Regions from separate parts of the Homo sapiens genome. Here region 2 is linked to region 1. A link is an interaction called in ENCODE POLR2A ChIA-PET data of the cell type or tissue named here. Cell type or tissue: A673. All regions are shown on one strand. Each heading gives the region's core, and the rest is flanking DNA. Links, peaks and the distances in the headings are about the cores only.

Region 1 (16,177 bases), core at 12,196-14,695:
CCACCACCGTTGCTTGCCAGTTCCTGAAAGCTTCTCTAGCATCCATGAGCTTCTTTTTTTTCTTTTTCTTTTTTTTTTTTTTTGAGACAGATTTTCCCTCTCGTTGCCCAGGCTGAAGTGCAATGGCATCATCTCGGCTCACCGCAACCTCTGCCTCCCAGGTTCAAGCGATTCTCCTGCCTCAGCCTTCCAAGTAGCTGGGATCACAGGCATGCGCCACCATGCCCGGCTAATTTTGTATTTTTAGTAGAGACAGGTTTCTCCATATTGGTCAGGCTGGTCTCAAACTCCCGACCTCAGGTGATCCGCCCGCCTTGACCTCCCAAAGTGCTGGGATTACAGGCATGAGCCACCACGCCCGGCCTTCCAAGAGCTTTCTTTCACAGTATGTCCCAGCCTTCTCTTTGTTCTTCTGACATACTGAAGACCCCAGTCTGGGCGTACGGCCCAAAATGTAATTCTTGCTTCCCAAATAAACCGTTTTAAATTTAGAGATTTGCTCTATATTGTATACAACTTCAACAAAGAAATGAGAGAATGCAAGGAGTTTGGCAAAGCTAGAGAGCGGGGTGCAGCCATGTGTATGAGGGGACAGGGTGGGACGTGGGGAAGAGCCGTTCCTGAAGGACTTCCCACAAGCAAACTTGGACTTTGCCTTGAGGGAAATGGAGCCGCTCCTTAGGAATTTGGTTTTCTTTTTTTCACCTACTGATTTTGAAATAATTTAAGATTTTTAAAAAAGTTTTTAAAAATTGTACTGAGTTCCTTTGCACCCTGCAATTATCCAAACTCAGAAATTAATATTGTTACAGAAATACTAATTAAACCACATGCTTTATTCCAGTATCACCACTTTTCCCCCGCAGTGTCCTTTCTCTGTTCTAGGATCCAATCTAGTCCCATCCTGCAGTTAGTTGTCTTGTCTCTAATCAGTGACAGTTTGTCCTTCCTTCCTTGTCTTTCATGACCTTAGCACTTTGATGTGCACTGGTCAATTAATTCGCATCTCGTTCCTCAACTTGGATTTGCCTTTTTTCTTTTTTTGAGACATGGTCTCTGTTGCCCAGGGTAGAGCGCAGTGGTGCGAGCACAGATCACTGCAGCCTCAAACTTCTGGGCTCAAGTGATCCTCCTCCCTCAGCCTTCTGAGTGGCTGGGACTACAGGTGTGCGCCACCATGCCTGGCTAATTTTTAAAGTTTTTGTAAAGATGGGATCTTGCTATGGTACCCAGGTTGGTCTAGACTGCTGGGCTTAAGCAACCCTCCTGCTTTAGCCTCACACCTGCCAGGATTACAGGCGTGAACCACCATGCCTGCCTGTTTAATTTCTTATAATTCCACTGAGGTTATGCATTTTTAGCAGATACACTACGGAAATATCGTATCAGGCAGAAGATGATATTATTATGTCTTGTTCTAATGATGCTGACCTTGGTCACTTGGTTAAGGTGGTACCTCTTGGGTTTCTCCATGGTTAAGTTATAATTTTTCCCTTTGTAAGTATATTCAAGGAGATAATTTGGGAATACATAAATACCTTTTTCTCCTCAAAATCTCACCCTTTTTGTAGCCATCAGTAGATACTGTCTGCAACAATAACTGTGGTACTTCAATGATGATTTCTATCCTCTATTTCTTCTACATATACGAATTGAAATTCTTTTATAAGAAAGACCTGTCTCCTCTCCTCCATTTATTAGTTTATTCATGCATTCATTCATTCACTTATCCATGCACAGACACATGGGTGTTTATCTTATTATCTGGAGTAGAATCCAATGTTATACTGTGATTTATTTTCTTGCTCACATTGCTGAGGTATTGGCCTCTGGGAGTCCCTTCTGGGTGGCTCCTGTGCCCTGCACAAAGCCTGTCTTCTGAGCTCCTCAGTGCTTTCTGGCACAAAATGCTCCAGCCTCTTGGTGTCTTTTTCCTGCCCCAGCACTGAATCAGCCTTGTCTCTGGAGATATTAGAGTTTTAAACATTATCCGATTACATTCTAGAAACATCACTCTGGCGGCAGCAGTGTGGAGACTGACGGGGGCTGAGCAGGGAGGCAGACAGACCAGTGAGAGGTCCTGCCACAAGTCAGAACTGATGAAAGCTGGCACTTGAGGAGGGGCAGGGCCAGTGGCAATGGTGAAGAGAAGGCAGATTCCAGAGATCTGAGAGGTAGAAACGAGAGGTCTGGGCATCAATTAGATGCTGAGAGTGAGCGAGGTGATGATATCTCTGCTGCCTCCTAGATTTCTCCTGGGGAGTCTGGTAGTATACTAACCCACACAGTCAATGGAGGACAGCCCACTGGCTGGGGGAGGGAGCTAGGTTGACTGGGTTTAAGGTGGCCATGTAGCGGGCTTGGTATCAGTGGGTCTGGGGCTCAGGAAAGAGGTCAAGGCAGTAGCTTCTCTGGGGTAGATGAGATCACCGTGGGAGACAGTGCAGGGTGAGAATGGAATCTTATGTCTAATCAAGGTATAGGGACAGATGGGGAGGAGAGCCAGAAAAACAGGCTGTGAGGAACATGGGACAAGAGGTGCCACAGAAGCCTGGAGAGACCAAGTATCAACAAAATATATCAACAAAATGATCTGATAAATACAGCAGACAGGTCAAGATAAACACTTAAGTTTTCACTTGATTTGGCAATTATACACTGCAATTTTTTAAAGAACAGTTTTGATGGAGTGGTAAGACATGAGCCTAACTGCAGACTGAACAAAAACCAGGAGCTGAGACTGTGCACAAGATAAAGAGATACTTTTCTTTCAAGAAGCCTGGTTGCAAGGTCAGGGAAATTATGCACTTGTAAGAAGAGGATGCAGAGTCTGTTTACTTTTTTTCTTTTTTTCCAATATAAGTAGAGAGTTTATTTGGCCACATTTGAGGGCGGCAACCCAGGAACACGGATTCCAGTTGCCCTGAATGAATCTATGCTTCCTCTGCTTGCTTTTAACAGATGCGTTTGTTCAACATGTGCACATCTCCTACACGCCAGGCACTGGAAAAGATGAGCAGACTTTTCTGCTGGGGCAAAGAAGCCAGGAGAGAAGGAAAAAAAAAGAGAAGAGAACAAACAACAGGAGAAAAAGGGTGGGGGAACAGGAGATGAGACAGTCAGGGAGGATAGGCCTTGACTATCAATCTTTGCTCTACAGAAGATTGGCATGTAAATCATCATTATGTCTAATTAGCATTTTAAACATGACCTTCAGAGTTAAAAGATTTTACGCCCAGATTTTTAAACATCTAATACTGTAGATGAAACGGTGACAAATTACAACCTGCTGCCTGTTTAGCCACGGAGATAGAAATGGTTGTTATATTTTTAAAAGGTTATTAAAACAAAAACAAAGAAGAATATGTGACCAAGACCACATGTGGCTTGCAAAGCACAAAATTATTTCTAACCCTTCAGAGAAAAAGTCTGCCAATCCCTGCTCTGAATATTTTTACAATAGCAAACACACAACACTTTAAAATCCAGTCTAACAGATAAGTGAAGTAACGATTTTTGAGAAATGATTTCCAAAAGTGATGAAGGAATGGTGATAGATCTAAAAAAAATGGTGATAGATCTAAAAAAAAAAAAATAAGATACACACTGGTAGGGTCTTTATATGATAAGACAGTTTTCCTGGACAGTAACCTGGCTTCACACAACAAATAACAAATCTGTTTCTATCTTCAGATCTGGGATATAGTCTCCAAAGTAGGTTTACCTGTAGTCACAAAAAATACAAAAAGAACCCAAACTCTTTTTCTGATTTGTTTATGGTGTCATCATTCAGCCTGCAAATTAAATGGCAAAGAGAATGACATTTCTGAAGCACAGAATATGAAACAGTAATATGATGTAATAACAGCTATTAAAAATGACAACTATGGGCATTACATTGAGATACGAGAGAGATGTGAAATGAATTCAAGTAAAAAGACGAACTGTAAATAACAGGTAAATATAGATTTCAACTACTTCAACTGTAACTATACATTAAGTATACTGTTCAGAACCAGAAATTGAGGGCAACATAAATGAAGCTCCAATGTAATTTCCCAATTTTTTGTGTGTATAGATTTTTTAAATTTAAATCTAGTTCGCGTCATTTTGAAAGTAAAGCAGTCAATAAAATTTCTCTCTTAAAAGACAAGGTTTGAAAATGCATGTTAAAATTTTAAGAGTTCAAAGACGATTAAAACGATGACGCAGCAACTGGTGAAGCCAAGAAATTCTGCTTCAATGAAACAAGTCTGATTCCTTGTTCTGGTCACACCCTGACCTTTTGGAAAGGTACATAAAAGGAAGGCATTCGTGCCACAACCTGTCAAACAGTTCTAGATTTTCTACTTTGCTATTCTATTTCGGAGGCTATTAAAAGGCTCTTTCTATATAACCTTAAGACCCCCATGCAAATGAGCATCTCAAGAATAAGCCCCTTCACTTTGGGGAGCACTCTTACAAGTTTCCCCTGTCTAATTAAAAACTGGCTTATCTGGTTCTTTCTTGCTACAGTACACAGGCAGCACTTTAAATACTATAGGAGCTCCATACTTCAGAAGCAAGTTCATGTTTCTACTCACTTTCCATTTTCTCTTTCCCAATGTAGAGAGTTACAAGGAAGATTTTATGCCTTTTCAAAGAAAGTAGGCCTCCTAAATAAATCCAAAATGAAAGCAGGAATTTATGTGAATTTATTATTGTCTTTGTACTTGTCTTTTTTGTGTAGTTCAAACCGAAGCATTAAGTGAACTTTAAGAGACTGCCCCCTTTTTCCTTTTTTAGGAAAGGAGATAGTGGAGTAGGGGAAACAAAAACTACAGCCTCCAGTACACCCCTCCAGTTCCCTTTAATAAATAAGAGGCAGCTCCAGGATGAACTTCCCGTTAGCATGTTTAAGCTCCATCTGAAAACCACCTTTTTGCTTCTGGCGCCTCCTTAATTTATAATCCACTGCTATAAACTTCTCCAAACAACTTGAAGCTGAAAATGCCTTCCAAAATGTTGTCAAGGAAATGAATGCTTCTCAATTAATTCTTTAGTCATGTTGGGACAAAACGCTCTCTCATCAGAGCTACTCTTTCTGAATAAAGAATTCGGTCTCTTCTTCTCTCAGCTTTCTTGGCATCAGAAATTGAATTCGTGGGAGCTGACCATGCCATCTAAAACAGTCCAAAAGTAAGACTCTAAACTCTGTTGCAAAATGGTTTATTCTGTCCCTTTGCCCTACCCCACAAACGTATTCAGCTACATAGTAAAATGCTATGGCAGAAAGTTCAACCTTACTTGGATGTAGTATATTCAGCATCCTGAACTCTGACCTTTTACTTTTTCGGCAGGACAGTCATGTAGCAGGTAACGATGTTTCAGTCCGTGATGGACAGTATATACAACAGTGGTCCCGTAAGATTATCATGCCATATTTTTGCTGTGGCTTTTCTATGTTTAGATACACATATACTTGCCGCTGTGTTGTAACTGCCTACAGTGTTCAGTACAGTCACATGCTGTATAGGTCTGTGGCCTAGAAGCAACAGACTACATCAGATAGTCTAGGTGGGTAGTAGGTTATGCCCTCTAGGTTTGTACACTCTGTGATATTCGAACAATGACAAAATGCCCAATGATGTATTTCTCAGAACGTATTGGTGTCATTAAGCAATGCTGACTGTACATACATATCACAGACAACTCAATTATCCTTTTTTTTTGAGACGGAGTTTCACTCTTGTTGCCCAGGCTAGAGCGCAATGGCGCGATCTCGTCTCCTCGCAACCTCCGCCTCCCGGGTTCAAACAATTCTCCTGCCTCAGCCTCCCGAGTAGCTGGGATTACAGGCATGTGCCACCACATCTGGCTAATTTTTTTTTTTTTTTTTTTTGTATTTTTAGTAGAGATGGTGTTTCTCCACGTTGGTCAGGCTAGTCTCGAACTCCCAACCTCAGGTGATCTGCCCGCTTCAGCCTCCCAAAGTGCTGGGATTATAGGCTTGAGCCACGGCACCCAACCAACTCAATTATCTTACGTATGAAAGTTCTGCTTACGGACTGAGTGCCCCTGGCCCTGGACAAAAAAGATGATGGGCTTTAAAATCACCCACTCCATATGTCTACTGGTTTTCCACACTAAATGAGGCGATGATGCACTCCTTGCTGAAGGCACACACCATGAACTAAAGGAGTCTGCTGGAGGGAGTGATTATTTGGCAGAGTTGGAAAAATCTTACAGAGGAAGGGATACTTGAACCAGGCCTTGAAGGATGAATATGAAATTATCTGCAAGCAAGAGTAGGAAGTCAAGAAAGGCAGAGAGACAAGAAACACATGCAGAAAGCAAAACATATTCACAGACAGGTGAAGTACTCTGCAGAGCTGTCAAGGGCTAGAAGAATATAATTAAGGTGTTTAAACAGCAATGTTAATTCAAATTCAACACATTTAAGACAGACTGTTGTCTTCCCCACTTTCCCTAGGCAGCCAGGCTCAAAACTGTTATCTCTTCTTTTTTCTTCATTCTTAGTTCTCATGTTCAATTAGCATCCAGTTGATTTCCTCCTTAATTCTGGAGACCCACCACCATCTTGATGCCTAGGACACTGTCCCAGTGCGCTGCTCTCAATTGGTCTAGTAGCTCCATGTTCATCCCTTCCTGGTCCTGTAGATACACAGCAACTAAATGCCTTCTTAAAGTAGGGCTTCAGTATGGTACTAGTCTTTAATGATTAGCAACTGATGATAAAGTAAAAATCTAAACCAATAACCCGGCATGCTAGAATATGTCTTACCTTCCTCCCAGCCACTGTTCCTATTCACTACCCCAAACACAAGCCTGATGTTCCTGCATTTATCCTTTGTTCTGCCTCAATGGCCCTGCTGTCCCCTTTCACCCACCCAACTCCTACTCATCCTCTCCAAGGCTTTGTTCAAATACCATTTCCTCCATATGTGATCGCCCAAGTAGTTCTTCCCCTCGCAATTCCTACAGCTAGAAGTATCTGTAAAATTAAAATAGCTTTTGTTCTATACTTTGTTTTTTCACAACTAAGCTGTAAAACTTGAGAGTAAGCTCTGTATTTCACTAGTCTTCCTAAACTGTCCTGACTTTAATGCCTACTGTAAGTGTGATGAACATCATCTGTTGGTGACGATGAAGAAGCCAACAGCATGCCTGGGAGCATCCGTGCCTGGGAGCCATCCCTGCCTGGGAGCCATCCCTGGCTGCGAGTCATCCCTGGTCTGCCCTTTTCCTCATCAACATGTCCTGGTGCCAAATGTCTGTAATCCAGCTGCTGTGTCCGCCTCCACTGCCAAACCTGGCCCAGGGCATCCCACTTTCCATCTGAACAACTGCAGCACCTGCTGAAACGGCCGCTGGTTCCACTCTTGGCTTTTATAGAGCACACCCAGCAGCACTGCATTGGAGTGACTTTAAAACAATACACAAACAAATATTCCTCTTTTAAAATACACCACTGCCCATCCATAGCCCGTAAGATAAAGCCTAAACTCTCTATCAGACTCAACTATGCCATCAATTGCTTTTTTGTCCCTTTCTCATATCCTATCACCTCCCCAGCCAGCTCCCAATACACAACATGGCAGCAGAAGTTTCATCTTCTTTGGAAGCAGTCTAAATGCCAGCTCTAACTCAGGGATCACAGGCCTTCCCAGCCTCTAATCTGTTGTCGATGCCATCCCACCCTTTGCTCACCATCTCCAGGTATGTGGTGTTCTGTTCCCAGAGAGGCCTGACCTAGTCCTGGTGCCACCCCTGATCCTGGTGCCTCCCCCTGCTCTTCTCATGCCTAGGTCTCCTCCTCCCTCAGATCTCAGTTTCAATGGCACCACCTCGGAGCAGGGATCCCGTCACCCAGGCCACAGCAGCAGCCATGCTCATCCTCTGTGGACTTCCTTCGGCAAACTCATATGGCTCTGTAATTAGACCCCTTTACTGCTCACCTCCCCAGGTAGCCCCCATGGATGCTGGCACTCCGTCTAGAAAGGGCAATGAACAAACGGGCATATTAGAGAGGCTTAGCCAAGAACTGATGTTCTCTACTTAAAGAAAGTCATTTCTGTAAATGTGATTAATTGGGGTAACACTATAATAATAAAGGGTCAAATCAGCCAATTAAATTCTTTTAGGGCAGACTATCAGAAGTTTCTACTCTGATAAACACAGCAAATCTATTCTCTGCTCATTCTTGAGATTCTGAAACTACCCATAACACAAGGATGTTATAAAAAAACTAAGTGAAATCAAAAGTAATCTTTAAATCTTTAGTTTTATGTTTATTTCCTTCTCCAGCCCCACAGAGATAGAAAAATAAATAGACTGACATAGGTCTCCACATACTGGGTTAGTTTTGATACTCTCTGTGGGAGGCCACTGAATACAATGCTCCAATGGCAGGCAGCACAAGAGGATGGAGTCCTGGAGGGCGCAATCCTCTGTAAATGACTGAAATGGAGGCTCCAGGAGGACAGTGGCCTTGTCAGTTCGTTGCCACCATCTTGCCAGTACATAGATGCTGCTGAGATGTCTTGAGTTATCTCCTGTGTATGTATTAAACGACTAAACCTGTAATCAACTCCCTAAACAACACCCTAATTATATAGAAGGTCCCTTTACTGTGAAATATATCTGTGAAGAAACAATACACAGTATATCTCAATAACTTTAGACAATGCTAATTCTTGAACTGCAATCTATTATTGGTAAACACAACCCCACAGCATATGGGTTAAGGCAGTGATGACATTTCTTAAGGATGTCCCAAGACTTATTATGACAGTGAATATTTTCATAACCCCTTTTCTGATCACTATGAAAGAAGCCTATAAATAAAGGAAATGGTAACCTCTTTTGCTCAAGCACCCCACTCAGGGGGTGATAAAAATGAGATGTCTATTCCTTTCCTACCAACAGCAGGCATTGTAATTTTTAGGCGGGGAACAAAGTTGATAGCTTTGGTCGCACAAGACAGTAGCTGTTAAGGAGGCCAAGCAGGAGAACAAACAAACCCACCAAAAACCCCGAGAGAAGTCTCTTATCTGTTATACTAAGTGTCAAATCCCTGTACCAACTTTCATGTAAGGAAGAGAAGCTAGAAGTTGTGGGAAACTATTCCCTGGACTAACCAAATGGAAGACTATACAATTAACCAATGGGTCCTGCTGGCCTCCAGCTCCATCACTGAAGTAGACTGGGGGCTGTAGCATGGAGAGGAGAATGGCAAACACGAATATCAGGGAACTTTCTAAGGATTTTCATTGTCCTTCAAAATCCCGCTGTCCTTAAACTTCTGGCTTCATTTCTAGTGAATGTTCTCTGTGGGTTAGAAAAGACTCATATCAAACTCACAGCCTAAATGTGAGGTTTCAGTATGAAGTTTCTTACAATTCAGGGACTGATCAATATAAACAATTTAAGTGACAAAAGTGCAAATATTTTGAGCTCAGTAATACTAAACCATTTACTATTATTCAGAGGTGTAGGCAACTGGTTACTGATGAATGCTAATAGGACCATAAAACTATGTTTCAAAATATATCTAGTCATATTAATATGTTACCATAAAAATCACAAGCATCAAATGGTCTTTAAAATTGTTCTTAAAAACATAAACAACTTTGTAGTTGAGAGAACCACAAAATATCTACGAGCAAAAATATACATTTAAGTTTCTATAAAAACTCAAATCCAAATAAACCCCAAAGATATTTAATTGGTCTGTATTTCATTATTCAACAGTCAACTTTTAAAAACTAGTCCTCCTATCTTCCATTTATGATACGCATTGGCCCTCTAAGCCTTACTCTATTGAAATGGAGGCTCCAGAAGGGCAAAGGCCTTGCCAGTTGGTTGCCACCATCTTGCTAGTACCTAGCCGCTGCTGAGATGTCTTATCTCCTCTGCATGTGGTGAACACTGGAGATAACCAACAAAATATTTCACCAAGATCTTATTTACCTAAGTATTCCATTTTTCTAACTTATTTGAACAGAGGAAAAGTCCAAATCCCTTCACTATAATAGCAAATGGCAAAGTACTACGTATTTCTATTTTGCAGTATTTCTGTAATAATCTTTATGAGAAATTAGGGCATTCACATTCCCAGAGAGAAATGAATGCAGCAAACATCTGACCATCATTCTATGGCTAAGTCACTCTTTGGCCCTAAGTACTTAGGAAGATGATTTAACTCTGCTCTTCCAAGCACCAGAATCAGGAACTCTGGTAGAGTGTCGGGCCATCTAGATGGACATAGAATCTTTATCCTCCACAGAGCCAGAGCTGCCACCTTTACCTGAGCCTTTGATTTCCTTCCTTCTTTGGATTTGTTGTGGCTTAGGAGGAAGAGAACCCATGGGAAGCGCTCAAATGCAAGGTCGCAACCATAGCCTGCCACGTGTCACATCTCACACCCCCGTATCTCCACCCTTAACCCAGAATTCAAACTCACAAATCATTCATTTATATTACAGCTTTAGTACACAAAATGATAGTCTTGTGTCTTTCAGAAGGATGATGCAACCCTGTGAAGAACTTATTGCATGGCACTCACAGACCAAATGAACCCTTATTTGTCCTAATTATGTTTTCCTTACAAATTATAAATAGATTTTAAGTCCCACTTTGATATCATAAGAACTCATTAACACTTTAAACAATGGATAAGGCGGTTTTGAAAACTGGATGCTTACTCTATATCATCCAAATATAAATCCTAAGGAACCAGAGTTTCTATGTGGAAGAGCATTTTACTTCAATCCTAAATTATATAACAAAAACTAATTTAAGAACATTGAAGGAGACATCACAGGAGAAAATGCAAACTATAAGAAGAGGCAGAAGTAAAAACAGTATAGGTAAAAGAGTGAGGACTTATCCACTAGAGAAAATTAACCAGAGCTAGGTTTTACTCCTATCACATTACTATTACTCATAATAACAATCCTCGGGAAAGTTCTACGATAAATCTGAACACCCCACACTTCCCTCTATGCTACAGACACTAGTCTAACAAGAATTTTGTTGATTTGTTTCATCATTTGAAACCTTCCAAAAACCTCTCCAGAATTAGAACATCTACTGCTACTAATAGTGGCAACCACTGTGTTATATAAAATAAACAAATATCTTTAAACTGACATGAGTAATCTGTGTTAAATTGAAATTTACAAGTGCTTAGTTTCCTTAGAAGCCTGGATAAAATATGTCTTTGATCTTCTGAAACTGAACATAGTTATTATCGCTTTTGAAAAACTCAGTAAGAATAGGGTTTAATCAAACAAGGTTGTGATTACAAAAAAGAAAAAAGGAAAAAAAAAAGAAAAGGAAAATCACTGAGAACCATTAAACTATCAAGACCTTCTGGACAAATTTCATCTTCTGAGCAGTTGTTAGGAACGCCTTATAGTAAGTAGATAAAAACAAAGTCTAGATCCCTTAAAAGAGACTCAAGCCCAGCTTATTTTCCATCACCATAAGAGTACAAGGAACAGGTAATGTCAATTTTATTTTAAGTGTGCTCAGGATTTCAAAAGATACTCAGAAACTGGAGCTTCTAACTGAACCCCTGAGCACTAAGAAACTTCACAGGCTACAATCACTATTCAAGATCCTTATGACAATCATTCGGGAGCTGCTATGAAGACTATAAACTCGAAACACAAGTGAAGAAAAGATTATGAAAATATTGTAAAGAAAGCAAAACATTATTAACTGAACATTACTGTGAAATCACTTTGCTTCACAGCCAGACTCTCATTACCAGGGAACACTTAGTGGATACTGCTGCCTCGGGAGTGTATTCTCAGCATTAACAGGGAAGCAAAGAATCTAATAAGAGGCTATGCAGTTATTCACATAAATTAATCAACAAAAGTAAACTGGGGATGAAAAGCAGGCTCTGCACACACCACATAGTACTCACGGACTTTAGTGCCCATGTGACATTAAACTACAGTGTATGTTTCAGATATTCAAAAAATAATGTCTATGTTACTATGAAACTTGGACCTCCTACAGAGATCCTATTAGTCTCCTTAAGTAGTTTCATCAGTATCATCTGTGAGTCAAACTTTATATTTAAATGGCAAAACAGGCTCATCAATAATTAGGCCTTGGAACATACCCAGATTAACAGCATAAAATAAATGATTGTTGTGATACAACTCTACAGGCCTGGATTTATACAACAGAATACCCAATAAAGTCCTGTATGACAGGGGAATGGAAATGCTTTAATATTAACATAAAACAAAACTTTAAATGACACAATAAAGCTATAAAAACAGAAACAGGTCCTCCTCCTCACAACACATACACATGAGGCAAAACAAAAATAGCATAGAGCTACATAACTTAGACTTAAAGGGGATTTGCTGTCCATGTAGCCCAACCACCTCACTTCACAGATAAGGAAGCTAGAGCCCAGAAAAGTCGCTCATGATGACCTAGGCTGGATTTGAGGCCCTATGTCTCATTCTATCCTCACTAGACCTGCCTTCTCTCAAAAAATAAGGGGGGGTCGGGGGGAAGCCACTTACATTCTTAGCTGACTCATCAAAGGATCTAAAAATCTTAGGAATCTTTTTTTTCATTTTCTCTCCAGGACTGAGAGCTAAACAAACTTTTGTTGCAATAGGTCTCCAGAAAACCCTAAATTTTACAAGTGATCACAGGACTGGAAACCTGTACAGAGCCACCATAATGTCACTGCAGAAGCACATAGCCGTTCATTTTCAAATCCTTTTCACATACATTACTCACCAAGAACCACAGCTCAGGAGAGAAATGGGTCTGAACTTTGCATCAGATCAATGGGACTGTGCCAGAATCGGAAGAGCCTCAGACATGAAGCAGACCAAACTGTAATATTCAAAAGAAAAATAAATTTCCTGCAAGCCGCAGGGAGCTTTCCCCAGAAGGTCTCAGAGTTGATGAGAAAGAAAAGGCTCTGTGGGTGCTTATGACTATGAATTCGGTTTTGCCATTCTTAGAAAGGTTGTTAGATATATATATATATATATAATCTATATCTATTTTTTTTTTAATTTAAGAGACAGGGTCTCTGTCACCCAGGCAGGCTGCAGTGCAGTGGCAGTCATAGCTCACTGCATCCTGGAACTCCCGGGGTCAAGGGATCCTCCCGCCTCAGCCTCCCGAAGTGCTGTAATTACAGCCATGAGCCACTGCGCCCAGCCTGTCAACTACTTTTAGGTTTAGTTTCCCCAACAAACCAAAGAGAAAATCTCACCCAGGAACCAAAAGGAGGAAAAGCTTTGGGAAAGGAGCATGCTGGGAAAGGGGCATGCATGCCATTTACTGAGCTGAGGGACCGCAGGAGGTCCTGCCTCCTTCCTGGAGCAGCTGCACCCTAGGGCTGCATGACACGTGCTCTCTCTACATAACCCGGGGATGCCAGTCCTCTCTGAGCTGACCATGAGGGTGTGTTGCCAAAGCTGAGTTTTCTGGCCTTTTCCTTTTATATTTAAAATCTTTCTAATATGGTAGGATTGCTAAGGGTGTCAGCAGGAAAAACAAGGGCTAGACCAAAGATAAAGCAGAATAAAAGATTAAACCAATAAGTCAAAAGACTTTTCTATATTAAGTAGAAAGTATGCCAAACAAGTTACTTTAATTCCCAGTGTGACAGAGTTGGACTGGCTTCCTTTGTTGGGCACATAGTAAGCAAAAGACAATACTGCTCCTATTTTTTATATACATGATTTATTATTGTACAGACTGGGTCTCACTATGTTGCCCAGGCTAGTCTCGAACTCCTGACCTCAAACGATCCTCCCGCCTCCACCTCTCACAGTGCTAGGATTACAGGTGTGAGCTACCATGCCAGGCCATACCACTGCTTCTAAACCACACAATCACACAACCACTTATGACAGTTACCAACACTAGGCCAAACACAGACATTAAACAAAATCAGAATTTTATAAAACTTCAGAGATTACCAAACTTTTGAACATTCAATTCACAGATTAATGATATCACAGATCTAAATGCTTAAGTTTCAAAAGGGAAAGATAAGAAACATCAAGTTCTAGAATACATAAATATATTTTGTTTCAATATAATTCTCTAAAGTGCTATTCAAACAAACAAGTACATTATAAAAGCCCAATATTATTGGTATTAAAATTACCAGTAAAAATACAAAATTAACAAATTTCTTTCTAGTTAGTGATACAGATTCGTCAAATTACTTTGAAACAGCTTCGGAATTGATAATTTTTAAAAACATCCCAAGACATTCTATCACTTCAATAGCCAAATAAACTTAAAGCAATTCATCTGTCACTGATGAAACACATATTGACTGATTCATGTTTATCCACAAAACATAAAAAAAAAAAATCTGCCTTCTCTTTAAAGATGATTGAAAATGGAAACCAAAATGACACAGTATGTAAAAGTGCTTGATAAACATTTTAATTCTAAGATATTGTAAGCCAGCTAACAGTAAAGTTTACACAAAGAGAACGGTGAAATACAAGTAATGCTCTAACGTGGTAGGGCAAGAGTAGGAAGGCGGTTAGCCGTAATTAATTTGGAGTCTAATCCTAGTTCAACCATTAAGTACTAATAACCTCATAACACAAGTCACTAATGTCCACTGAGCCCCTATTTTCTTATTTAGAAAGTGAAAGAACCGGACTACAGATATTTCCTAATTCAATGGGTACTACCTTTGAAGACATGGGAACAGACCTATGAGGTGTCAACACTATTACGTATTTCTTCACAGGTGTGATTAAATGAGAAGACTCATTTTTATCCCTCATTCATCAGATTAGTGAGCTGAAGCCTTGTCATCTACCAGCAACTCACAGCTAATATGAGTAAAAGCTGGAAGCACAAAGCGGGTCTTCAAACTCTGAATCCAGTGCGTTTCTCAATTAGGTATAACTGAGCGTCTGTGTACTATGAAAATGTGATGGTGCCAATTTTCTAATGTACACATTTGCTGTGGTAGAAAGAAAGGCAGTCATTCATTCAATACATTAACTGATAGGCACAGTTCTTTCTGGGTGCAAAGAGTAAAGCAGTGAATAAAAGAAAACACCGCCGGGTGCCACGGCTCACGCCTGTAATCCCAGCACTTTGGGAGGCCGAGGTGGGCGGATCACGAGGTGAGGAGTTCGAGACCAGCCTGGCCAACATGGTAAAACCCCGACTCTACTAAAAATACAAAAATTATCCGGGCGTGGTGGCGGGCGTTTGTAATCCCAGCTACTCGGGAGGCTGAGGCAGGAGAATCGCTTGAAACTGGAAGGCGGAGGTTGCAGTGGGCCGAGATCACGCCACTGCACTCTAGCCTGGGCTAAAGAGTGAAACTCAGTCTCGAAAAACAAAACAAAACACCACGACCTCATTGAGGTCACACTGTGGTTGGGAAAGACCACCAAAGTAAATGTGTAAAATATGGGGTACGTCAAAGTGGTAAGTGCTATGGAGAAAAACGAACAAGGATAACAAGCAAGGATTCGGCAATTTGCAATTTACTTCTTTTAAGCCAAACGGATGCCATTTAAAGAACTATAACAATAATGCATCTAAAGTAGTTTTCTTCAGCATTTTCCCAAACAGGGAAGACTTTGGTCTGCTGACTCCAATTTGGGATGGGTTGCTCAAACCTCGGAACTGCCAGCTAGAAGCTGTCTGTCACATTAGCAATCCAAATTCTGTACTAACGATGCTACCCCAGACCCTACTGCCGCCCCGCCCCCCCACCCCTCCACACTCCCCACCGCCAAAGAGCGCAAATGGATTCACAAAACAAATCCAAGAGAAACCAGAAGTTACAAGGGCACTTGAATTTCTTCTAAGTTTAGCACAGATATCTCCCCAATGCAAAGGTTAAAAGTGTAGCGTGCGTGGTGGTTTTGCTGGGACAAAGCGCTAAGAATACACATCATTTTGCTTTTTCTGACCTGTCAATTGTAGTGATATTCTCTACCACTAGCTTATATTTAACCAGCTTACTGGTCAGTTTCTCCAGTTTTTAGCATTCCCCCCTTTCCTTTTATTAAAACAGCAACCTAGTTTGCAAGAAGGTTGCTAAAAGAAAAGATAGTCTCCTGCAAGATCTGATACACTTGTATAAGCACTGTCTTATCAACCTTTTAATTAACCTGGTTAGTTGAGTTGGCAA
Region 2 (16,177 bases), core at 6,373-8,872, 540 kb before region 1:
GAGCTCAACCTGGGAGCAAGGGAGAGGCCAGCGTCCTCTCATGCTGGTGCCCCAGTGGAGCCCATCCTGGGAGAAAGGGAGAGGCTAGCATCCTCTCATGCTGGTGCCCCAGTGGAGCTCATCCTGGGAGCAAGGGAGAGGCCAGCGTCCTCTCATGCTGGTGCCCCAGTGGAGCTCATCCTGGGAGCAAGGGAGAGGCCAGCGTCCTCTCATGCTGGTGCCCCAGTTGGAGCTCACCCTGGGAGCAAGGGAGAGACCAGCATCCTCTCATGCTGGTGCCCAGTGGAGCCCATCCTGGGAGCAAGGGAGAGGCCAGCGTCCTCTCATGCTGGTGCCCCAGTGGAGCCCATCCTGGGAGAAAGGGAGAGGCCAGCGTCCTCTCACGCTGGTGCCCCAGTGGAGCCCATCCTGGGAGAAAGGGAGAGGCCAGCGTCCTCTCATGCTGGTGCCCCAGTGGAGCTCATCCTGGGAGCAAGGGAGAGGCCAGCGTCCTCTCATGCTGGTGCCCCAGTTGGAGCTCACCCTGGGAGCAAGGGAGAGGCCAGCGTCCTCTCATGCTGGTGCCCAGTGGAGCCCATCCTGGGAGCAAGGGAGAGGCCAGCGTCCTCTCACGCTGCTGCCCCAGTGGAGCTCATCCTGGGAGCAAGGGAGAGGCCAGCGTCCTCTCATGCTGGTGCCCCAGTGGAGCCCATCCTGGGAGCAAGGAAGAGGCCAGGGCCCCCCAGGAGCCCAGACAGCAGCAGGGCAAAGGAACCATCCCATGTCCAGGAACAGAGAGACTGAGGGGCCTGGGGTGCCAGAGCAGCTGCTCAAGAACAAGTGGAGAAAACCCAGGAACCAGGGGCTTGAGCATCCAAGCACCTGGGACATGGGAGCCCACCTGGTCCAAAGGCCTCCCCTTACAATGTAAACACTGGAGGCTGAGAGCTTCTTTGGGCTCCTAGCTCTGGGACAGCCTCACCCGCTTTCTCCCTAGGCGAGCCCCTCCCTCACTCCCACCTCTGGATGTGTGTGTGTCGTGCTGCACAGCCCGACCAAAACCAGCACAGGCAGGCTGAGCCCCCATCGCTGCAGGGGAGGAAGCCAACGGCTCAGCTTCACCCCTCTCTGCAACCTGCCATCCCCTACAGAGAGTGCCTCGCCCAGGTCAAAGCCCCTTCCAAGGCAGCCAGCTCTGACCCAGTCCACGCAAGGGAACAAAGGCCTGGCCCTCTAGTCTCAATTCAGGACAGCTCCACAGGCCATGCTCAGAGCTCCCCATCAGGTGTGCCCAGGCCATGGTTGTGACTCCCCAGCTGCCTGTTCCAGCTGCCTTCCTTCCCCCAGGGTGATGACCCTGCACTCCCTAGTAAGCCTCCTGCACACAAACCTGCGTCTCAGATCATGTTTCCTGGGAGCTCAACCTAGGGCTGTGGGTTAGGAAACAAGGGAATCCCTTTGGAGAAGGACGGCAACTATTCCCTGAATGAGTTACCAACAGCCCCTCCCTCTCCCATGGCAGACAGCACTGAACAATCACAGTGTCCTCCCTGCTCAGCCCGGGAGGCCCCCAGGGTTCTTCAACTCCCGCACCCAGGCAGCCATCACCAAACCATTAAGGATGGCAGCCCCGTGACACTTACCAGCCATGCTGAGGCTGGGCCGGCACCTCCACTGCCCCCGGCTCTTTTGTAGCAACAATGGCAATAAGAAACATTCGTCAAGTGTTTACCATGAGCCAGGCAGGTCCACGCACCCTTCACATATTAACTCCTGAAGCCTCACATCTGCCCTGGGAGGCGGGAACTATTATTTTATCTTTTACACATGAGGAAACTGAGGCCCACAGAAATTAAATCATTTACCCCAATTCACACAATGAGTTAGTGTGAGATCTGAGATTTAAACCTCAGCACCATCTGACAGAACTTTCAACAATGATGGAGACATCTGTGCTGTCTGAGGTAGTAGCTGCTAGCCACACGGGGCTGCTGAGCCCCTGAAATGCAGCTAGTTCCACTGAGGAGCTAAGTATTTTATTTCATTTTGTTTTGTTTTGTTGAAATGGCCACCTGTGGTGAGGGGTGCCCTGCTGGACAGCGCAGCCCCAGAGTTCTGCTTCTCTAAGTAGCTCCCAGACCAGCAGCATCTACATCACCTGGGGATTGGTTGAAATGCAAATTCTTGAGCCCTGCCCACCACCTACTCAATCAGCCACTGTGAGATGGAGCCCAGCAGCCTCCACTTTCACAAATCCTCCAGGGGATTCCGGTGCATGCTCAGATTTGAAAATTGCCCTCTAGACAGCCCTAATTTTCAACCCCAGCTTCACAGAAGAATCTTATTTAAAAAATTTGCAACGCCAGAGGCCATGCCCAGAACAGTAAAACCCGAATCACTACTGCCGTGGCTCTGCCAAAGCTTCCCCAGGTGACTCTAACATTCTGGAGTCTCAAATAGGAAGCCTATTTGCATTCACGCTGAATGAGATAAATGGACTCACCCACCTGCCTTCCACCTGCAACCCCCTCACCCTTTGCCACCTCCTGGTAGAGTAGTTCCTCTGTCCCTGCCAGGGCTAAAGGACAAAGGGAAGTGCACATTCTACTTATGCAAATCCAATGTTATACGCCAAGGGGGCAAGGGCAGAGGAGGGAAAGGAAGTAAGTGTTGGTGAGGATATGAAGAAAACAGAAACCTGTGCACTGCCTTGGGAAGGTGTAGCTGCTACAGAAAACAGTATAGCAATCCGGCAAAATAAATCCAGCAATTCAGCTTCTGGATATATACACAGCAATCCAGCAACTGATCCAGCAATTCAGCTTCTGGATATATACACAGAGGAATTTAAAGCAGAGACTCAAACAGATTTGTACACCCATGTTCGCAGCAGCACTATTCACAATTGCCAAAACGTGGAAGCAACTCAAGTGTCCATCGATGGAGAAGTAGATAAGCAAAATGTGGTCTATCTGTACAATGGAATATTATTCAGCCTTAAAAAGGAAGAAGATTCTAACACATGCTACAACACAGATGAAACTTGGAGACATTACACTAAGTGAAATAAGCCAGATACAAAAGGACAAATATTCTGCTAGTCCACTTATATGAGGTACCTGGAGCAATCCAATCCAGAGAGACAGACAGTAGAGTGGTGATTTCCAGGGGCTAAAGAGAGAATCAATGGGGAGTTACTGCTTAATGGCTGCAGAGCCTCAGTTTGAGATGATAAAAAGTTCTGGAGATGGATGGTGGTGACGGGAGCATGACAACATGATATACTTCATCCCACAGAAGTACATATCTAAGAACGGTTAAAATGATCAATGTTGTTCTATGTTTCATTGTTGTTACCACAATAAAACAAATTTTAACATTTGTTTTTAATTTTTTTTAATCATAAGGTGATTGGTCAGGGTGGGGAAGGGAAGATTTCTGCATTTCCCCCAGCTCTCAACAGCACAATTGTTTTTATTTTCGTTGTTTTTGGTTTTGTTTTGTTTTGTTTTTGTTTTTGAGATGGGATCTCACTCTGTTGCCCAGGCTGGAGCTCAGTGGCACAATCATGGTTCACTGCAGCCTTGACCTCCCTGGGCTCAGATGATCCTCCCACCTCAGCCTCTCAAGTAGCAGGACTACAAATGTGCACCACTACACCCAGCTAACTTTTTTGTACTTTCTGTATAGACAGGGTTTCCCCATGTTGCCCAAGCTGGTCTCCAACTCCTGAGCTCAAGCGATCCACCCGCCTTGGCCTCCCAAACTGTTAGGATTACAGGTGTCAGCCACCATGCTCGGCCAGTAGCACATTTAAAAAAAGAAAAAAGAAAAAAGGAAAAGCAACACCAGTGGGGAAAGTAAGTCTGCAAACCCTGGTGCCACCCCTGACAACCTGGGCTGCTTTAGTCAAGTCACTTAACCTCTCTGGGCCTCAGTGTCCTCACATAGAAAACGTGTCTGAGAGCACCTAGCTCAACCGTCAGCCAAGAGCATATCCTAAGGATGTAAAGTGCTTATTACAGCCACGGCTGCAAAGAAGGCTGTAAACAAATGCCCGCTGCTACCATTTGCCTCTAGAAAAGTCAAAAAATGAAACAGCGTGCTTGGGCCAAGCAAAACACCTAAGACTTGTCCATTGCCCGGGCTGGGCCAGCCCTGAGCCTGCCCCCTCTCGCCTTCAGTCTTTCCTCTGCCTCTGTGGCTCCTTTGTTTTCCTTCAGGAAACACGATTCGTCTCGTGGGTGACAGGAAAGGGAGGGAAATTGGCAGGACAGAAGTCAGTTGCTCTTTCATTGGCATCTTGGTCAAAGTTTCTTTTGCAAAGCTCCCTCCAGGCTTCCCAGAACCACAGGAAAGGTGGGATTTTCCACATGTTGACAGAGAGCAGGGCTCTGCCCACTGGGAGGGAGGTAGAGGAGAGGAAGCCGGTGAGCACACAGGGATGAACTCAGTCCAGAAACAGAAAAGTTTCTCTCTGCAGAGGGTCCTGGACCAGCCGATGGGAAGATGGATCTCTATGCAGGACTTGCCAGAATGCCTCCTGAGCAAGAGGGTGGTATCCATTTCTTGACCTCACAAACGAAGAGCCGACTTCAGAGCCAGATTGGCCATACCATACCAGCACCGCGTGGAGAGAGGCACTGAGGGTGGCTCCCTCTCTCAGCCCTGTGCCAATCTCAGCTATGAATCATCATAAGCCACAGAGAAAGAAAAGTCAGAAGAGGCATCACCTCCGAGGCTGAAAGAGACCAGTGTGTACCAAATCTTCCAACACAAGCACCTCATTTGATCCACCTCAGTAACACGAGAGGGTGGCCCAGCGTGGCGGAGCAGGCAGGGCATTTTGGATGAGAAGAAGAGGACGGAGAGAAAGGCAGGTGGACAGAAAAACATGGAGTGAGCTAATGGCTGACCTAACATTACTAGACTTTTAACCACTTCCTAGTTAATAGTTCCAAATCCTCCCATCGGGCATGTGAAGAAACCAGGGAAGCTCACCCAAACCCTGAAGCTAACAAGTAACAGAGGACACTGACCAGACACGAAGTCACCTTCAAGATGGAAAGATTTTCAGGAACAAAATAAGAGAGCTGACAGAGTTTAGTTATTGGATATTAACTAGGATAATGACACATCTAGATGGGATAATGACATATCCACATAGGATAATGACATAAATAAATCAAGAATGAATGAAAGGAATATTTTACCAAAAAAATAAGGTGCCTCACGTGAGGCTAACATGAGACAAGGACTGAAGAGCTCAATGCAATCCCTGGCATGCCAAATACACGGTTGTTCAATAAATGGTAGGGTTTGGTTTTGGTTTTGGTTTTGGTTTTTTTGGTTTTTTCTTGTCGTGGTGGGTTTTTTTGTTGTTTTTTGTTTGGTTGGTTTTGTTTTGCTTTTTTGAGACGGAGTCTTGCTCTGTCACCCAGGCCACAGTAGAGTGGCGCGATCTCGGCTCACTGCAACCTCCACCTCCCGGGTTCAAGCAATTCTCCTGCCTCAGCCTCCTGAGGCTGAGTAGCTGGGACTACAGGAGCGTGCTACCATGCCTGGCTAATTTTTTGTATTTTAGTAGAGACAGGGTTTTACCGTGTTGCCCAGGCTGGTCTCGAACTCCTGAGCTCAGGCAATCTGCCTGCCTCTGCCTCCCAAAGTGCTGGGAATATAGGTGTACACCACTGCGCCTGGCCAAATGGTAGTTTTTATCATTACATTATCAAGAGCTGAATCATACCTCAAAAACATAATGAATTAAAAATGCTCAACCTCACCCATAAAGAAAGCAAGTTTAAGCAAAAACACTTGGTTGCCTCGGTTGCAGATGAACAAAGATCAAAGTCTAATGGCACAATAAATCATCAGGAAAGGGTGCCCTCTTGCCCCACTGGTAGAAATATTATACAAATTGCTACCTCTCGCTATCAAACTATTAGACCAGCAAACGCTGTGCTGCTGGTATTCGTTTCTGAGAATTTACCCCACTCACAGCTCCCTCAAATGAGTTTACAGAAAGATAGACCCAAAGGTTTCCACAGCAGCATTAATCACAGTAATGATAAAGGATTGGGAGCAGCGCTCTGTGCATCAACACGGAAATGATTTCCGAAATGACAATGCATTAATCTAAAGAAAAACCAAAACTGCGTTTGCTTTTTTTAAAAAAAAATGTCTGGGTAAGACTTCACCTTTACAAAAAAAAAAAAAAATAATAATAATAATAATAATAATAATAATAGTAAATAAGCCAGGCATGGTGAAACACACCTGTAGTTCCCAGCTACTCAGGAGGCTGAGGCGGGAGGATCGTTTGAGCCCAGGACTTTACGGCTGCAGCGAGCTATGACTGTGCCACTGCCCTCCAGTCTGGGCAACAGACAGAGACCCTGCCTCTAAAAAATAATAATAATAGTCCGTCATAGAGCTTTGTGCAGGACTGATAGGGAGCTTCTCCAAGAGGTACTTTTAAGTGAAAAAGTCAAGTAAACTGAATATACGTTATCACATCACCCAACACATCTCTACCAGCCCTTAGAACCACCTGGTGGCCGGGCGCGGTGGCTCATGCCTGTAATCCCAGGACTTTGGGAGGCCAAGGTGGGCGGATCACAAGGTCAGGAGTTCAAGACCATCCTGCCGAACATGGTGAAACCCTGTCTCTACTAAAAATACAAAAAAAATTAGCCGGGCATGGTGGCGGGTGCCTGTAGTCCTAGGTACTTGGGAGGCTGAGGCAGGAGAATGGCATGAACCCAGGAGGCGGAGCTCGCAGTGAGCTGAGATCATGCCACTGCACTCCAGCCTGGGCGAAAGAGCGAGACTCCGTCTCAAAAAAAAAAAAGAACCACCTGGTTTACTTCTTCACGGTCAATCAATCTCTCTCCTGTCACAAAGCATGGGCTGGTGCCATCAGGAGTGTGGTTACTGCTGTATTACCAGGACTTTAAAGGTGCTCAAATATTTGTGATGAGGTCCAAATGCCCCATGGCAGAGATCATCTCTGAGGCTGTACTTGAATTTTCTGCGGAATAGAGGCTCCCTCCAGGAGGAGGATTTTGTCATCCTCAACCCCAGGACCCAACATGGCATCCGCAGATCACAATGGACGCAGTGAGGACCTTGCTCCCGACAAGTCATGCTCCCACCCCCTTGGAAGGTTTAAAGATAGAATGAGGATCGAAATCCAAAGTGATCAGAAAAAAACTGAATGACTCTTACCTGTTTCTTCTGGTTTGATCCACAGAATATATCTGCTTTCTCAGCCAACTGGAAAGAAATATGAGACAAAAGAAAGAGAGAAAGAGAAAATTAGAAAATAGCACAAGTCTAAGTGAGTCCTACGGAATGTGCACAAAAGGAACTGGAACCAAAAGGAGGAGTCTTCCAACTTTCTAACAAGGGCAGCTTGGGAAGCAGTTTCCTCCTAGTGTGGAAAAGGCCTATCTAAGCCAAGATTTCAACTCAAAAAGGCCAGGTTTCTTTACATTGTCAATTCCTTCTGATGATAGTCATTTAATCCCCAAAAAGCTAGAAAGAAAAATAGTAAAAAGTAGAGGACTTTGATTTAGTGGAAGGAAAATAACTCACACCCCAATGCCCATCTAGACTCCCATGACACTGAAGAGACAGTCTTGAGGTCTTCATCAACCCAGGAGGGAGTGATAGGTGGAAAATTCCAGACCCTGTATCTGTCCTTTGATCAGTCCACTGAATCTCTTATTAAATCCTTTAAGAAGGAAGCCCTGTTTTCCCCCAGCACATACCCCAGGAATGTTTCTATCTCGAGTCCAATGCACCACTCACTCCAATAGGCCAACGCTGAAAACTAGCACAGGGAAATGCTCTTATTTGAAAAACTGTAGAGCCCACACCGCTACTAGGCACCCATTGCATACAAGACACTCAACGAGCCTCAAAAAACCAATGTCCCTTTTTTTTTTTTTCCCCCCTGTAGCCCATGTTGGCTAAAGGCAGCAGAATAAAGGAATCAGCAACTACGCAAATCAACAGGCAAAAGCCAACTACCTCTCGATAATGGTGGGCGTGGACGCATTCATCGCTTCCTGGTGTAAGATTTTCAAGCCAGAGAGCCAGTTAACTGCATCCTCTTTAGAGTCAGCTGGAGTGGAGAAAGGGAACAGAAATGCTGTGTTAATTCCTGGGAAGACGTCTGCTTACAAAGCCCTGCCCCATACAGATCACGAAGATGGGAGAAGCCTATGCTGGTTTCTAGTTTTGCAGAAGGCAAAGAAAGCATCCCCTTTCACACCGTCATGGCCCTAGGACCTGCTTTTTGTCTGAGATGGGGCCACACATTCATGATGAGCTTTGTACCACAGGGATGACAAGTGGGTTATTTCCTGTGCCAAATGGAATCAGCTAAGAATGGAGGGAGTGGTGGGAACTATCACTATGACATTGTTAACATCATTTGAGCACTAACTACATATATATACTAGACATTGTTCTAAGTGTTTTTCCTATATTGATCCCACAAGGGAAGTACTATTATATTCCCATTTAACACATGGAGAAACCACTGAACCTAAGACAGGTTCAGTCATGTGTCCAAGGCCACACAGCTCATAGCAGCCATTACAGACTGAATATTTGCATTCCTTCCGAATTCATATGTTGAATCTCTAACCCCTGAGGTAGGGCCTTTGTGAGGTATTTAGGTTTAGATGAAGTAATGAGAGTGGGGCCTCCATGAGGGGATTAATGCCTTTTTAGAGAAGAGAAAGAGAGACTAGAGCTCCCTCTCTATCCAAGCACACCCTGAGGAAAAGCCATGTGAGCACATGGCAAGAAGGCAGCTGTCTGCAAGTCAGGAAGAGAGCCCTCACCAGAACTCAACCATCCAGCATCTTGATCTTGGCATTCCCAGCCCCCAGAATTGTGAGAAAATAAATGCCTGATGTTTAAACCCCCAGTCTACAGCATTTCATTACAGTAGCCAGAGCACACTGAGACAGTGGAAGATACAGGATTTTAAACAAGAATCCATTATCTTACCCTGGCAGCACACTGACTCCAGGGATGAAAAAGCTGAGGAATTCAAACCCAGGTGTCCAACTCCAGAGCAGAGTTTCTCAACCCCAGCTGCTCAGGAGAATCACTTGAAGGCTTTTCAAAACCCCAATACTTAGGTCCCACCCTAAAGTAATTAAACCAGAAGAGAGGGATGACGGAGACATCAACAGGTGGAAACACCTGCCTGGTGCCAAAGTATATCAAAGGTTCAGTCATCAGTCTCCTCTGCTGCTATAACAAATGACCACAAACTTAGTGACTTAAAGTAATATAGATTTATTTTCAGACTGTTAGAGAGGCCAGAAGTCTAAAATAGACTGGTTGCATGAGATCTCTGAATTCCTTCTGAAAGCTCTGGGGAAGAATCTGTTTACTCACCTTTCCCAGCTTCTGGAGGCTGCCTACATTCCTTAGCTCATGGCCTCTCATCTGCTGACCTTTGTTTCCATCCTCACATCTCTTTCTCTGGGAATGACCTTCCCGGGTATCTAAGAACCCTTGTGATTCCACTAGACACCCAGATAGTCCAGGATATTTCCCATCTCAAGATCCTCAATTTAACCACACCCGCCAAGTCTCCTTTTCCATAGAGGATAATATATTCACAAGTTCCCGGGATTAGGACATGGGCATCGTGGGAGGGCAGTATTCAGCTTCCCATGGATGAGTACCACTGGCTTAGGGATTTAGCTTTTTGTTTTATTAAAGAGTGTTAGCTTTTAACCCTATGCTAACTAATAAAATGCAGAATCTGGAATAATCTGCACCACAACCCTAAGCAGCTGTCAGTATCTCCCCTGCTTCTAATCAAGATGGCACAGAGGGACAGCAAGTAGAGCTTGCTAATACCCAGGAGAGTATGGCTTGCTAATACCCATGGTTGCTATTACCCTTGTTAATAAGCGGCATTGAGGAGTGGTTAAGAGCTTGGCATCTGGCAAAAGGAAGATCATAGCTCAAGTCCCACTGCACCACTTCAGGGCTGTGTAACATTCAGGAGGTTACTTAACCCTACTCTGTGCCTCATCTCACCTGTAAAATGAAGCTAACAGTGCAAACACCTCATGGAACTATGAAGCCTCTCCTTAAGCACCAGGTACTTTATCAGTCCGTACACCCATGGCAGAGACTGCTGCTCTCATCTTCCCACACAGATGCGGAGGAAACTGAGGCTCTGAAGGGCTGAGTTTGTCTCAGAGCCAGTAAGTGAGAAGATGGAATGTGAATCAAAATCTTGACCATCACTGTGCTGACCTTGAATTTAGGGTTCCGGAAGAGGGACCAAGAGTGGGATATATATCAAAGTTCACATCCTGGCTTCCAAGACCCGGGTTCTTCTGGTCTCCTTACCAAATTAAGAACAGGGGGTCAGGGCTCAGCCTGCAGGTGGGGCTAAGGAGACAGAGGTGTGAAGCTTCACCGCCACGGGCCTTGCCCTCCTACCCCATCTCTACCAACTCCCCCTCCATATCATCAGTCAGACATTCGCTCCTCATTTCCTACATCCGACATGCTATTTCCCTCCTCCAAGCCCTGGCACACACCACAGCCTTTCCCTGGAGCACCCTCCCTCTCTTTCCTCCAAACTCCTACTGAAGCCTCAAAACCCAATGTAAAAGTCACCTTCTCTGCCAAGCTTCCCTGGAATTAAACATTCACAGCACACTGTATCATGCTTGCACTAGGTCTTATCCCAGTACACACATCTGTCTCCCCAAGTCGACTGAGAGCTTCTTAAAGGCGGCACCAGGTCCCATTCATCTTCCTAGCTCACTGGCATGTACACAACCTAACACAGAGTATAGGCTCAAAAGACATGTAGTAAAAGAATGAATGAGAAATTAATAAGTTATTTGACCGAAAAGTAAATGTCCCTATATTGCTCAACTTTGACAGCTGCCTCACCCACTTTGGTCTATTTTAATCGTATTTATTTTCTTAATTAATATACATATACTTCTAAGTCAATAAATTCTAGGACTGAACTTGAAAGTAGATACAAGCTTCTGCCCCTGAGTAAAGTGAGGAAAGTGCATGTGTGTGTGCAACAGAAGATCTCAGGACAGTTCCTTCAGATCAATCAGATTTGCTGAGCCACATCTGCTGGAAGAAAACAGGTTACATTTTTCTTTTTCTTCTCTTTTTTTTTTTTTTTTGAGACAGAGTCTTGCTCTGTCACCCAGACTGTAGGGGAGTGATGCAATCTTGGCTCACTGGTTCAAGCAATTCTTGTGCCTCAGCCTTTCAAATAGCTGTGACTACAGGTGCGCACCACCACACCCAGCTAGTTTTTGTATTTTTAGTAGAGACAGGGTTTCACCATGTTGGCCATGCTGGTCTCAAACTCCTGACCTCAAGTGATCTGCCCGCCTCAGGCTCCCAAAGTGCTGGGATTACAGGGATGAGCCCAGCGTACATTTTTCATCCAACAGAGCCTGGCCTTCAGTGTTAAAACTATCTAATCATCACTTATTCAGCTCTCAGCATGAGCCAGAGAGACACTTAACATACTCCTCACAATACCCCCATGAAATAGGCATTATTATTCTCCCCATTTCACAGCTGAGCAAACTGCAGCTCAGAGAGGTTAAGTCACTCACCTAAAGACACACAGCTAGAAAGGGGCAGGGCTGGGATTCAAAACCATGACCCCAAATACACATCAGTGAGCAGGCAGGGGTGAGCATTCTGCTATTAGCGAACTTCTTCAGGAAGACACTAAGGCACAGGGAAGGAGAAAGGCACAGAAACATGCACCTACCTGCCAAGCTGAGCGTGCTGAGGACGAACTGAGTGCCATATAGGATGGTGAAGCAGCAGTCTTCTTTCTGGCGAACTGCTTTTGCTCGCTCGAAATCTTTGGAGTTCTTCCCTGGGCGGATTTCTTTTATTTCCATGATATCCACTAAAATGAAATTAACATGAGCCAATTAGAAGCTGGAGTTCCCTCCACCTGAGGATGCAGCCACACAACTGCAGCCCAGGCACAGCCTGGCTCCTTCCTTCCCCAACAGGATCCCGCAAAGCTATCTCTGCGTCTGGACTCAGTGTCCCCTCCTTCTGGAAATGGACAAAGGGCTAAGACCCTACCCGGGCATTTGCTGCCACCCCACAAACCCCTGGAGTCTGAAGAGTTTGGGGTTTCCGCTCACCCTGTTTCTCAGACAGACACATTTTAAACTAGGACAATTAATTTTTGTAATGCAACTGAGATTTCAGGAAATAAGCACAGACTATTCTACCAAAAAAAAACAAGAGACCAAATTGATGCTCACTAGAGATCACTCTAGGCAGCCTAAAGGTCAACTGTCCGGTTGACCTTGACCTTGATGACCTTTTCCCTTGAGTCCCAAAAGCTACAAATGCTCTGTGGCTCAATTAAAGGGGGAAGAGGAAATGAAGGCACTAACTGATTCAAATTAAAAATAATAATAAGAGGCCAACCCCAGCGTTGGGGATGGTAACAGGGGTTCTGGATATCACAGGGCCTGTGAGAAGAGAGTGGTAAACTATGACTCTGGTAACAGTCCAGAGTAATGGACTGTTACTAATGGGCCACAGCCTCCAGTATTTATGCCTTATATAGCCAGCTGCCCTTCAATCCAGGTTGTCTCTGTGACCTGTTTTAACCAATAAAATGTAGTATAAATCAGGGATTCCCCAACCCCCAGGCCATGGACTGGTACCGGCAAGTAAGCACTATTATCTGAGCTCCACCAACTGTCAGATCAGCAGCGGCATCAGATTCTCATAGGGGCGCAAACCCTACGGTGAACTACGCATGCGAGGGATCCAGGTTGTGTGGTCCTTATTGGAATCTAATGCCTGATGATCTGAAGTAGAACAGTTTTATCCTAAAGCAATCCCCCCACTGCCCCCACCATCTGTGGAAAAACTGTCTTCTATGAAACTGGTCACTGGTACCAAAAAGGTTAGGAGCACTGGCACGCTGGCATAAATGATGCTGTACCAGTTCAGGGTCTAATGGTTTTTTTTTGTTGTTTTGTTTTTTTTTTTTGAGACAGAATCTCACTCTGTCACCCAGTCTGGAGTGCAGTGGCATGATCTCAGCTCACTGCAACGTCTGCCTCCCAGGTTCAAACAATTATCCTGCCTGAGCCTCAGGAGTAGCTGGGATTACAGGCATGTGCCACCATGCCCGGCTAGTTTTTGTATTTTTAGTAGAGATGGGGTTTCATCATGTTGGCCAGGCTGGTCTTGAATTCCTGACCTCAAGTGATCTGCCCACCTCAGCCTCCCAAAGTGCTAGGATTACAGGCGTGAGCCAGCGGGCCCAGCCTGGGGCCTAATACTTAAGAAGGCCTGGTACCTTCCATTTTGTGCTCTGGGGGAAGCCAGCCTCTGTGTAAGAAGTCAGACTACCTGGAGACCACCATGCTGTAAGAAGCCCAAGTTAGCCCTATGGAGAGGCCATGGAAGAAGAATCAATGCCCTCAGCCAACAGCCCAGCTGAGCCCCCAGCCAACAGCCACAGAGCACTGGACCATCTTAGAAGTGGATCCTCTGGCCCCAGTGAGCTGCCCCAGCTGACAACATGTGGAACACAGACAAGCTCTCCCAGTCCCCACCCATGCCCAGATTGTAGAAATATGTGCAATAAATAAAATGATTGTTGTCTTAAGCCACTAAACACTGGGATAGTTTGTTGTATAGCAATAGATAACAGAAACAAGTAAGAAATCCTTCCGTTCTGCAACTTCTGCTGCCATGTGACTCCATCTACTCCTGGTCAAAACCTACCAGGCAAGGATAGCAACCTGACTGACTCAAAGGTGACTCCTCCTTCCCCCTACAAGATGACCAGTGAACTCTGGACTGGCACAGAGACACAAGCTCAACAAGCTCAACCAGTCCCTTCTTTCCCTTTCTTCTGAAAAACTACAACAACAATCATCTTTTCATGGGATGCACCCATTCCATGTGCTTTAGATAGAGCTGATTCACCCCCACCACCTTCAACCACAAGCTGAAGGCGACAGCAGGGGCCAGGGAATGACCCAAGTGCCCTGGCTCAGTGACTGGTTCGGGGACAGACACATGGCCCAGCTGCACCATCAGCATCCTCCTGGGACTTATTTGGCCAGGACTACTGGTAAAACCTCCCCTCCACGGCTGCTCCCAAGCTGGTAAAACATGAGCCTGGGAGTGGCAGGGACCACCTTGTCTACCATGGAAGAAAGTGTTATCAAACCCTGGTGTACCTTTGAACTCCAGCACTCCTGGAGATGAGAGTGAGAAAGGAGATCTCAGCTTTGCAGCAAGAAGAGGTGGCTGTGGCCTGGAATTAAGGAAGAGGACAGAACGAAGTCCAGAGGTGAGCAAAGGCATCTTAGAGTCATAGTGAAACACAGGAGAGGTTCGTGGCCATTCACAGGCAACAATGGGAGCTAGAGGAGGAGAGCAGACAATTAAGTTAGAGGAGAGGGGATGGGATGCACTCAAAGCTTTCTGAGTTCTTACCGTGGGTCTAGCTCAATTAGAAACAGCTCAGTGGGCAAAAGCCATGTGAAAACAAGCCGGGCACTGGTGGCCCACGCCTGTAATCCCAGCACTTTGGGAGGCCAAGGCGGGCAGATCACTTGAGGTCAGGAATTCGAGACCAGCCTGGCCAACAAGGTGAAACCCCATCTCTAGTAAGAATACAAAAAGTAGCTGGGCTTGGTGGCACAGGCCAGTTGTACCAGCTACTTGGGAGGATGAGGCAGAAGAATCGCCTGAACTCGGGAGGCGGAGGTTGCAGGGAGCCGAGACCACGCCACTGCACTCCAGCCTGGGTGACAGAGTGAGACTTCGCCTCAACAACAACAACAACAACAACAAAAAGGCCATGTGAAAAGAGTAAAAAAACAGCACGTCATCTACATCCTGTGCATGTACGGTGGTAGACATACCCACCTACACGTGACAAGATTTCGTAGAACTACACACCAAAACAAATGCAAAATAACAAGAAAACGGAGTGTATGTAAAAAATGGTGAAAACCAATTAAGATCTGCAGTTTCATTAATAGCACTGCACCAGCGACCATGTCCAGGTTTTGATAACTATGGTTATGAAAGATGTTATCACTGGAGCAGCTAAATGAATGGTTCACAGAAACTGTACTATTTTTGCCAGGTCCACAAGAGTCTAAAATTATTTCAAAATAAAAAGTAACTAAAGACACTTCTCAATTATGGGTGGCCCTATTATTAGGGGGGTGGTATCTCTAAACCTTGTGGGGTAGAGTATTAGGGATGAAGGTGAGAGAAAGTAGAGAAAGGACTCATCCCCCGTCACACCCCACTGAGGACTTCTACTACAAGCTGGCTGGGGGGACCCATAACAAGTGGGGACCCCATCCAGACCTTGCACTATAAATCTTGTTCAAAGGGCCATTCCCACTGATTGCAGACCTCGAGGAAACAAAAATAAGCGGGCCCCATCTTAAATCTTACTCAAGGGAGTTAACCCTATTGCCCGCATGTGCAGGAGATCTGAAGAATGACCAGTCCTCCACCTTGGCTGCATTATAATACTAAACATCATGCCTAGGGGTGGGGATTTAACACGCTAATGAGATATGCAACACAGGAAGAAGCTCTCTATGCTGTTACACTGTGCAGGTGCCAGAAGTTCCCCGCTTCTACATGCTTAAATATCACTCCCTGCCTACTTTAGCCCCTTTAAAATTCCTCTCCTGACTGTCTTCGGGGAGCCAGGAAGAGAATTCTCTTTCTCTTGTGCTGCTTCTCTTATGCCTGGGCATAAGCTCCAATAAAGCCTTGTCTGGGAAAACTCTTTGGACCTCTTGTCAATTTCTATCACACTGAGAGCCCAAGAACGCACGGTCAGTAAAAGATGGACATGTCGCCACTCTTCACCCAAACCAGAAATCTGAGTCTTCCTTATCTCTTCTCTTTATCTTCACTCCTCAAAAACAAACAAACAGAAAGATCCTTTTCGTGCACTGAAACTTTTTTGTTTGTTTGTTTCATTTATCTGGGGGAAGCTTGAGTACTTTTACAGACTTCATGATGTTGCACCCCAAAATACTTAATTTATCTCAAAAAAATGAGCACACTTTCTTATAGAACCATAAAACCTTACACCTAACAAAACTGATGATAATTACATAACATAACCTAACACCTC

The links. ChIA-PET counts read pairs that join two places held together with the same protein. Peaks named below come from ENCODE experiments on the same cell type or tissue, not always from the same donor. Only the 100,000 strongest peaks of a DNase experiment are listed, where the experiment ranks them.
Region 2: POLR2A ChIA-PET joins it to region 1 with 7 read pairs; 2 of 35 experiments call an interaction of 5 or more read pairs at or near these places.

The regions. Positions count from the first base shown.
Region 1 is chr16:81,316,068-81,332,244 of GRCh38, reverse strand. All of the region lies in intron 1 of GAN (gigaxonin), which reads right to left. Among named protein-coding and RNA genes, the nearest start is that of GAN, 9.2 kb to the right of the region's middle. In A673, for the core only: no CTCF peak of the experiment used is centred there; a DNase peak (open chromatin) is centred at 13,284; H3K27ac peaks cover 799 bases.
Region 2 is chr16:81,850,193-81,866,369 of GRCh38, reverse strand. PLCG2 (phospholipase C gamma 2) reads right to left here. Exons shown (of 33, transcript NM_002661.5): 3 at 11,783-11,926; 4 at 8,014-8,107; 5 at 7,207-7,254. Among named protein-coding and RNA genes, the nearest start is that of PLCG2, 79 kb to the right of the region's middle. In A673, for the core only: no CTCF peak of the experiment used is centred there; no DNase peak of the experiment used is centred there.